Linked DNA regions of Mus musculus: region 1 is linked to region 2. The links are chromatin loops, found by intact Hi-C in ENCODE. Cell type or tissue: left cerebral cortex. All regions are shown on one strand.

Region 1 (5,000 bases), 180 kb after region 2:
TGAATTTATAAACACAGTGAGACTTATCAGTCCTGGCCTCCTAGCTTTATCACCTTCAGTTCTAGGCAAAGGAAGACAGGACTCCCCACTGGCAGACAGGGTAGCTGTGGGAAGCAAGATGTCAACTCAGAACTGGAGCAAGGAGTTTGCCCATAGGTAAAGGCCCTCCCACTCCTCCCTTTCGTTGCGAGGCTCTGGACCTCTTCCACAGCAGCTCTGGGAGCTGAGACTGTGAACTCACCAGGCCATCCAATGAAAGTGGCTTTGTACCTTAGTTGGGATGCAAAGAGATGTGTTTGCCACAAATCTTTTGGTGGAGACACACATATCAAAACCCGCAAGCGCGCACAGAGCTTCATGCCTGGGCTTTGCAGTGTGTCTCCACCTCCCGCGCTGCAGAGGCTGAGCCTGACTTTCAAAAAAGGGCACTGCAGCCCTTAGCAAATCTCCAGAGGAAAACTCATGCTTGTCCCTGCCAGGGACCCCAGGTCTCCTCTGGGGATTTCCTCCAAGGGCCTCTGCAAATAAGAAGGAACTAGGGGTGAGGAAAAAAAAGCCAAAAATTCGGGGAGTGTCAAAGGCATGGAGCAGTGTTGATTCCTCTCAGTATCTGCCTGGATATTAGATGCAAATAAGTGCTAATAAGTACAGTTGGAGAAGCTAATGGAAAAACCACCCTCCCCAGGAGGATTGCCACACACAGGGCAGCTACCATGGCCGGACTGACCGACTGTGCTTTCCAGTCCTAGGGAAGCCTGTGTGGACTGGCTCTAGGGAATAAAGCTGTATAAACTTCTTCTATGAAGGCACTTGCTGTCCAAAGACACTGGGCTGAGGATGGAGGTTTCCATCATCTCCCCACTGGCCAGTGTGTACAAACATGTGCATGAGGGTCGACATGAATAGGTGTGTGTGTGTGTGTGTGTGTGTGTGTGTGTGTGTGTGTGTGTGTGTGTGTACTTACCCTCCAAAGGGTGCACACCGCTCAAGAGGTTCTCTTGACCATCAGGCTCCTGAGACCAAATCCCTGTGATAGCTCAGGCCTAGCTGCAGATGTGAACCACACTGGTAACTGCTCAGTGGAGCTGCGGCCAGGACTCTGGGTGGTGTGGCCCTTTGGAGGTGGAGGAGCCACAAAGGCACGGGGACCAGCTGGCTGGAAGGCAGGTAACTTTTTACCCATCCCCTTCTTTGTTTCTATCTTTTCTACTCTGCTCTGACAGTGTTTGGCTATAGCTTGGGGTTTTTACTGCCCCAATCCTCCCGACTCTCCACTCCTGTCCCTCAAATCCATTATGTTCAACTGAACTTGACTAAGGGGACATATACTTGCACCTTCCTTCCCACGAGTAGCTTGTACAGCCAGAGGAGCTGTAGAGGTCACAGCACAGCCGGAGCCTCAGACCATCTTGAGCTCTCTGGCATTCCACTTTGAAACCGGGATACCTGGGCCAACCCCAGCTCCACCAACCCCACCCCCACCCCCACCCAGAATTGTTGACAGTAGCACCTTAGTGGCATCTTGTAGCACATACTTCATTGTTGCAAAACTAAAAAGGGATAAAAGGTAGCTGGGTGTTGTGTTACATGCCTGTAACCCAAGCACTTGGAGGCTGAGAAAGGAAGATCATGTGTTCATGGTTAGCCTGGGCTACACAGAGAGAACCTATCTCAAAAACAGAAACAAAACAAAAACAATGGAAGGGAAGGCTACCATATGCTTGACTGCCAACTCACTTGCCCTGAAGAGGATCCTTGGATACTCTGAGTTCACAGCAGTCATTAAAGAAGCCCAACTACCACTCAGGCCTTTCAAGCTTGCTAGTGTTAGAGGCTCCCTTGCCCTCCACATCTCTAGTGTTAGTATCTCTGCTCCTTATCAGGGCTGCCACACCCTTATCTGGTCACTCAAAGGCCACAGATCCACCTCAGTCTTTAGCTTCATCACCCATCTGGGATGGAGCTGGGTCAACCAACCAACCAATCAACCAACCAACCAGTCCACTCAGGGAGGGGAGAGGCCACAGCCACCGCTCTGTTTTACTGGAAGCTTCTTTTCAGTTTTGTTTTGTTTTGTTTTGTTTAATTTTATTCTGTATGTCCCTTCAAGACCAGGCTTGTTTACTGGTTGGCACCGCTGAGAATGGTTGCTAGATGCGCACCCAGCCTTCCCTTCTAGTGTCTGATTGCCCCCTGCAGGTCGGGGCTTCTCTTCTCTGGAAAAATCAAGATTTGAATCCACAGCCCTGGAACCGAGTCCCGGTTCTACACTTGTACTGTGTGGCTGTGGGTAGGAGGTTTCCCCACTCATTTATTCTGGGTTTGGAGGGAGGGGAGAGGTTGCTTGCTTCAGCCCTCAAGCTGGTGCCAGACCGACGCTTAAGGATGAAGTTCTTAAGTGAGAATCCGGCTCACTGGGCACTTGTGGTTAACTGAGACCCAGAAATTTAGTGGTGAGTGCCAACAAGAGACAGGCCTTGTCCAAATTCCACGCGTACTGTAGTCTGGGAACCTACCTGAATTTTTCTGCGCACCAATTCCTTTGCAAGCCCCGCGGCCGCTCAGCTTTGGGTCCAAGACCCTGCTTGCTAGCGCCTTCTCTTTTTCCCTAGGTCAGCGCAGGGTTACTCAGTGTCGCCACTGGGGCAGTGGCAGCTAAGAAGCTGCGGAGTGGAGTCAAGCGGCAGACCAGAGTCCAGCACTCGGGGATCCCCGAGCTGGGCGCAGCCCGCGCCAATACCGCCCCACCCCCCCGCTGCCTCCCGACCGCGCCCAGCGGCAGCTCCCACAGAGCGCGCGGCCAGTGGGGCTGCTGAAGCCGCAGAGCGCGCGTGGGCGTGGCGCCCGTGAGCTCCCGAGAGGGCTGAGCGATCGGGGAAGAGATTTCCCCCATCTCTGCCCTGCCACCGGGATCGCCTCTTTCCACCGTGGGGCGGGGCCCGGACTGGGGGCGGGGCGCCGGGCGGGCGCGGCGCTATTTCCAGCCTTGCCGGAGGCTTCGCTCGCACTTCGCTGGGAGCCTTCCCGGCGCGTGAGCCGGATCCGGTGGCACCGCGGGGAAGAGACAGGACCGGGCGGTGGCGGCAGAGACAGGGGGACGCACCCGGTGCAGAAGATCCAATAGGAGCACGCCGCCGCAACCTCTCCCGCGCGCTCCGGTCGCCGACTCTACGCCGATCGCCCACTCCCCGCACCTTGGACTACACCGGGAAAAAGACGCAGCCTGGCCCGAACTGGGGCGGAGATCCTTCTTGCTTCCCAAGAGCTCCGGAGGGAAGATTCTCCCGCCGCCGAGAACCCCGCCGGACTGGAGGAACCCGTGGCCTGGAGAGCGCTGGCTGTGCCAGGTAAGTGGCTGCGCCCTGTTCCCTCTCTATGTTGATAGTTCACCCGAAGGGTTGTCCCTGGAAATCCCAGGATGATGCCGGGACTGTTCTGAGCGCAAACCCCGCCACTAGACGTGGTTCAGAGTCCTAAGCTGCAGGTGCTGTTGGGGCATGCGGTGCTTGGGTCTGGCGATACTTTGGGGACCAGCCCCCGTGAGTGGGAACTTTAATTAGACTTTGGATTCTTGGTTTTCTCCGCGCCTGGGAACTGCCTCTCTCTCCTAGGGCTCGCCTCCAGGACCCTTCGCTCCTCTTCTTAACCCTGGATGCTGGGTGCGTGTAAGCTGCTTTGGGCGCTGAGCGACGAGTGCTCGAGGGCCGGGCTGGAGCGTCCAGAGCGCCGAGGCTTTGGTGTGCGCTTGGAACTGGGACTTAGAGGCCAGTTGGGGTGCGTAGGGCGAAAGGGGAAGTTACAAGCGACCTTGGCTCCCTACCAGGAGACGCAAGGTGTCCCCGCGCTCCATCGCGCGCATCTCCACCCCTCAACTCTCTAGGGCCCCGGCCTGTTTTGTGCTCCCGGCGAGTGTGCGTGCGTCAGCGATCGCAAGGAGGTGTGTGTATGCGTGTGTCCCCGAGTGCGGGAGTCGGAGCCTCAGGCGGCTGAGGGTAGGGGATGGTGAAATGATCTGCTTTACAGCGGGACCGAGCTCAGCCCTAGCTAGCGGCTGTTGCAACTTCAGCTGCTGCGTGGGGCTGTTTTGCTCATACTATGGCCTGGCCAGGAGAATGTACGTTCTCTGGTTTGGGCAGGGTCAGAGGTGGCGCTTGGGCATCAAGTGACCTCTCTCTATTTCCCGCGCAGTACTCCAAACCCTAACTTTAGTTGTATATCTTGTCTCTGGGCCCTTCGGCCCTCACCTGGGGTTGTAACAGTCGGGGAACTGTGCCCTGGATTTCGGACATACCGGTTGGATCTTGGAACAGTCTGTCCTGCAGCCATTTCGGCATCACCGGAGATGCATCTCTAAGCCGCCTCCCAGCAGGACCCTAAGCGTGATTGGTTCTAAGGGGAACAGGCTTCTGGGCTCTCTGTATCTATGGATGTAGCCAGGCAGCAGGCCAAGTGGGAGACTCAGTTCGGGGCAAGGATGTAGCTCCAGATGGCAGGGGTGGGTAAAGGGGTAAAAGACAGGTTAACTCTTTCCCCACCTTCCCCCACACTCACAGGCTTGAGCTTCTGCCACTAAGCCTACTTTCTTTGGGTTCACCTTGACCGTTTACTGGTAGGTAGGAAGCCTTGTCTTCAGTCCCACCCTAGTACGAAACAACCTTTGCCCTGAAGAACTCTCCTTAAAAATTACCTACCACCACAGCACCTCCTGATCTGTCCCTGTCCCAAAAGAGATATTGGAAAGAATGAGGGAGGGACGGTTGCTCTCATAGGAGAGCTTTCTATTCTTTTAGTCAGGGTCTCATCCAAGCTGACCTGACCTCAGCCGCGGAAGGCAGGATTACAGATGCGCACCGTCTTACCTATTCTCTCTTAATCAAGCCATCCCACCACCCACAGGCAGGCTGCGGGGGGGGGGGGGCTCTTGAGGAGAGTGGAAACGTTCTGGAGGCTCCGGCAAATTGGTCTCCGAGAAGTGACACACAGCAGAGGTGCCATTCAGA
Region 2 (5,000 bases):
AGGCTGTTCACTTGCATAGCCCTGAAGTCTCACAGGATCCTGGGTGGGAACTGCTGAAGGCTGCAAGCACACTGTGCCCCAGGCTCTCACACCACCACACAGCCAGCCCCGTTCCTGCAGTGTCCCAGAGCTGGGTCATGGGCTAGCACTAAGTCCATGGGATGCTCATGATGGCCTCAGGCTGGTTGGCAAGTGCATGCTCCCTCTAGGCCCTCAGCAGCTCTTCTGTAGTAGGTAGAGTGGGCAGAAGAGGAGCGGCTAAAAGGAAGAGAGGGAGGTGCAGGCTGGGAAAGGCTCAGCTAAAAAGTCAGCCCTGGACTCCCTCAGACCTCTCTGTCTCACTTCAGTCTGTTTTCTGTTGCTATAACAAACAACCAAGACTGGGAAATTTATAAAGCAAAGGGACTTATTTATTTACTGTATTGTTTGGAAGCCAAAGACGACCCTGGCTGCTTTTGGTGAGGGCCTCACTGTGCATTTCAAAATAGCAGATGACATCACATGGCAGGAACATGTATAAGAGTGGCCAGTAAGAGTGAGCCTGAGAGGGCGAGGGGAGATACCAGGCACATTTCATAACAGCCCCTCCTATACGAACCAATCCTGCCTCCACAGGAGTCAGAGCTCACTCTCTAGAGAATAAGCCACACTCTGATAAAGGTCACACATGCGCTTACACTGCAACCCTGGGCCCAAGCTTCCGCACAAACCCTACCTTGTACCACTTCTGAGATGAGAAGTGTGAAGGGTGATGGGGGAAGGGGGGAGGGAGGAGGGTGGAGGGAAAGGGGACAGAGAGGAAGGGATGGAGAGGAAAGAAGAGAAGAGAAGGAGAAAAAGAATAAAGACAGAGCTTAGGCCCTGAGCACCTCACATCAGCTTCTCCCAGCGACCCAGGCCAGGATGCTCCTGCCTGGCCAAGACTGTTACAGACATGCTAGGCTGAAGAGACACCTGCCCCACTGTGTGTGGTCCTGGGCCACAGGCCCAGACTCCATGGGCAATTCGGGCAACTCTCACCCAATATATCCTTTGTTTTCCAGCCAACCAGAGCTCATCAGGGAGTATGGCTGGGGTAATACCAGGAGGGCTCTTATACTGCCAGCTACACCTATGTGGTAAAACTGGTGTAAGTGTCATGCCATCTTCCTACACTTGCTTGCCCACAGCAATCACTATGGAGGACAGCCGGAACCTGGCCAGCATTCCTAGAGTTGGGCAGGGGTAGGGACATTTCAGCAGATCCCAAGGGGGAAGCTGTGGCTGACAGCTATCATGCCATACTCTGCTGGCCCTTGAGACTCTGTGGCTCATTTGTCAAGTGTGTAGTCAAGCCTACTGTATACCTACAATGTGCCAGCCACACGTACAATGACAACATGGAAAATCCATGCCCTGAGGCTGTGGAAGAGAATCCTTCCACATGAATATTGAACATAAGAAGACAGGAGCCATGGGGTGGGTCTTGAGGGAAGTCCCTGGCCTTGGTGGCACTTTCAGAAGGATTAGCAAATGGGAATCCAGAGGTGTATCAGAGAAGCAGTGATCATACCAAAGGTCCTCAAAAAATGCAGCCTGGGCCAGGCCTGGTGGCACACACCTTTAATCCTAGCACTTAGTAGGCAGAGGTAGGCAGATATCTAAGTTTGAGACCAGTCTGGTATAGAATGGCAAGCTCCCGGCCAGCTGGGCAATACAGTGAGACCCTATCTCAACCCCCCCCCCCCCAGCCTGGAAAACAGGCCTCCAGGCTGACACAGAAGAGCATCATCACCTGGGCCTGGCTCAGAACCGTGAACAATCTTGTCTCACAACTGTCAACTTTTTCCTTTCAAGATTCTTTTAAATGATGGCTTGTTTAACTGCCAACATCAATTGGCTGGCAATTTCATGAACAAATGGTTTTCTGCTTGTCTCTGAGTCCGGCCACTTTTATTTGTCCCTGAGTATTTGGCAGGAACTGGTGACATCAATAAGGAGATGTCAATTTTTAACAGCCACGTGACATGTAAAACCTCAGATGGATTTTCCGTCGGCAAACAGGGCGCCTGGAGGAGCAGTTATTAACAGCCCTGGGAGACACATGGGCAAGCCCAGGAGACAACACTCCGGATGTAGACTGGATTAAGGAGACACTGTAGGCACCAGACCTCCAAGCATCATAAATAAAGCTGAAATTTTAGACTGTGCTTGAACCCTCTGCTGTCATAATCGTTTAGGTCACGGCGGGTTTGATGTTTTATAGCAAAATGACAAATATCTTTCTTAACTGCTGAGTGAGGAGCCCGCTGGCGTAACCAGCCGAGCTGCCCACTGCAGGTGAGTGGGAGGCTTCTCGGGTGGGAGGAGTCATCACGCGGCACATGTGCTCTGTCTGGGGTCTGTTTTCTCACTGTCCCCACTTCCCATCATGTGGCCTTCCTTCCACACCTCTGGTGGCGCATGAGGTCTGGATCCCACCCTGTTCCCAGAAATGGCCAAGGCCCAACAGAGCCAAGGAGAGGGCAGAAAAAGGAATGGCAGTAGAACAGTGCGGTGAAGTAGCAAGGGTGGACGAGGAAGGAGGCCTGGAAGCAGTGGGTGACTCCTTGACAGCTGGAGGTCACTCCCAAATCCCTGCTGCTGACCCAATGCCCAGACACAAGCCTAAAGGATGTCACCAATGTACACGGACAAGTCTTAGGGAGTGTCAAGAGCTAGGAAACCAGTTCTGTCCTTGTCGGAATACCTTTACCTCGTGGGTCTTGTGATTAAGTCAGGTCGCAACCTTGAAGGTGCTGCTGTCAGCCTCTCATAAGCCCCCTGGTTTGAAGGGCAAACATTAGTTCCAAGAAATGCCTTTTTAAAAGAATTATAAGTTTACTTATTTTGAGTGTGTGTGTATGTGTGTGTGTGTACCCACTATAACACATGTGTGGAGGTCAGAGGACACCTTGTGGGGGTCAGTTCTCCACCATGCTACCACATGGGGACTGAACTGATCAGGCTTGGTGGCAGGTACCTTTATCTGCTCAGCCACTCACTAGCCCCCCCCCCCCCAATGTTCTGAAATACAAATTCCCCATTGTCTTCCCCTGAAGCCTAGCACTGGGTCATGCAGTCCTTCTCAGTGAACTCCCACATGGTGTGTCATGGGTGGTGCCATAGGCTGGAAATAAACCTTTCCACCATATGCTCTCTAGGTCTCTCCTCTGCTGCCTCAACAGGAGGTCCCTCCTTTCTCCATTCAGCATCCTGTCCGTCAACACTTGCAGTTGTTCCCCACCCCAACTTTCTCCTCGCCACCCCACAGCTGTTACGAGGTGCTTGGAGCCAAACTGCTGACATCTTCATGAGATCCGCTGTGCCTATTTGGGAAAGGCCCCCAAGACTGAGCCTGCTGAACTACAGCACTCCTTCCGAGAAGCAGGGTGTGGGGAGGGTCCGTGGAGTACTGACTATCTAGCAATCCCTCCCAACCGCTTGTATACAATTTTGCATACCTGCACGTGCCTTGGGTCTCTGGGAAGTACTAGAGAGTATAATATTGGGGATGACTAGAGGAAGGGGGTGGTCTCTATAAGGCTAAGAGGAAGTGGTCGTCATTGCTGGGTGAGCTCCACACTTGTGTCTGATAAGGGTGAAATCCTATTTTGGTGTGTCTTTGAGACCTTGGGAGAAAGGGGTTGGGTTGTTTGCCCATCCTCTCAGCCCCTGAACCATCCTCATCTCCACTATCTTGGTTCTAGGCCTCTCCACAAATTCCCTGCTTTCCCCCCTTTTTCCCCTTGCAGCCTGCTGCAGCCATCAGCCCTGTTTACCAAGTCTTTTCTCTGCTTGGCAACCTGTGTCCCCAACCCCACCTCCTATCCTTAATCCCCCTTTCTGCTCTGATAGCCTGGATTCTTACACACTTCAGGTTTCACTGGACTGACACCCGTTAAGGTCTACAAGGTAAAGGCTTGGTCCCTTTGGTGATGGAATCTTTTAAAGATAGGCCTTGCTGGAGGTCTTCAAGTCACTGGGCACATGGCCTTAATGGGGACACCTGTCCCTCTTCTCTGTTGCTTTCTAGCCACAGGGTGAACACATTTGTTCTGTCACATACTGCTACCATGATGTTGCCTTGTCACAGGCCCAAAGCAATGTAACCGCTAGACTGTGGACTAGAACAGTACATCTGTGAACCAAAATAACCTCCCTCTTTATAGGCTGGTCATCTCAGGAGTGTTCCAGGGACAGAATGCTAAGGCAACCGCCCTCTTAAAACTAATGGCAAATGACTTCCAGTATTTCCCTCATTACCTTCCCCGACTTCAGCTTTTGACACTGAATTTGTCACCAAATACATGCCATATTTGACTTTACTTGATTTATCTCCAGACAGATTTCCCTTGCTTTTGCCTCCCCAACTCCCAGAAGAGGGCCTGACACCTGTCATTACGCAGTATTTGTGATGTAACAAACCCGTACAGGCAGTCTGTGGATATGCCATGCCAGGTAGTAGGAACCAGACAGGCTGCCCGGCAAGGATGGACGATGTGTATGTAGTGGACACCTGTCAGCTTGCTTGGCTCTAAGTCAAAAGCTTTCTGAAACAGACATAATTCTGGCCAATTTGGGTTACCTAGGGTCGGTGGAAACAATCCTGGGAACTCCTGGTCTGGACAGGCATGGCAGTCATTTGTAAACCCAGGATTCAGGACTCATAGGCAGGAAGCTTGGGAGTCAGAGGTTAGCTTGGACTGTGTGACTACATGGCATGATCCTGTCTCAGACAAACAGACAGACAGACAGACCACCACCTCCCCACTCTTGAAGGAAAAATGAACTCTGTGGTTTCTGTTGCTTCTGGGAAGCCCAGAGACATTAATGCCTGAAGACTTTCTGAGATGGTCTCTGCGGAAGCACATGCAGGCATTTAACATCTTTCTGGGGAGGCTGCGGCCTCTGCCTAACCCTGAGGGACCAACTGGCACACATACCTCATTACAACACCAAAAAGACGCCCTTTATCTGCC

What was found. Peaks named below come from ENCODE experiments on the same cell type or tissue, not always from the same donor. Only the 100,000 strongest peaks of a DNase experiment are listed, where the experiment ranks them.
Region 1: it touches region 2 in a loop (2.0-fold over the local background); 2 of 42 quality-filtered maps call a loop at or near these places.

What each region holds. Positions count from the first base shown.
Region 1 is chr7:34,810,693-34,815,692 of GRCm38, reverse strand. Chst8 (carbohydrate sulfotransferase 8) reads left to right here and starts at 2,982. Exons shown (of 4, transcript NM_175140.4): 1 at 2,982-3,347. Gm38987 (a long non-coding RNA gene) reads right to left here and starts at 2,985. Exons shown (of 3, transcript XR_881950.3): 1 at 2,517-2,985. In left cerebral cortex, a CTCF peak has its summit at 2,195 (motif pointing left); DNase peaks (open chromatin) are centred at 2,962, 3,448, 3,923, 4,303 and 2 more places; H3K4me3 peaks cover 2,652 bases; H3K27ac peaks cover 1,808 bases.
Region 2 is chr7:34,992,051-34,997,050 of GRCm38, reverse strand. The region is part of intron 9 of Pepd (peptidase D); the gene reads right to left. Among named protein-coding and RNA genes, the nearest start is that of Gm35534, 4.4 kb to the right of the region's middle. In left cerebral cortex, no CTCF peak of the experiment used is centred here; no DNase peak of the experiment used is centred here.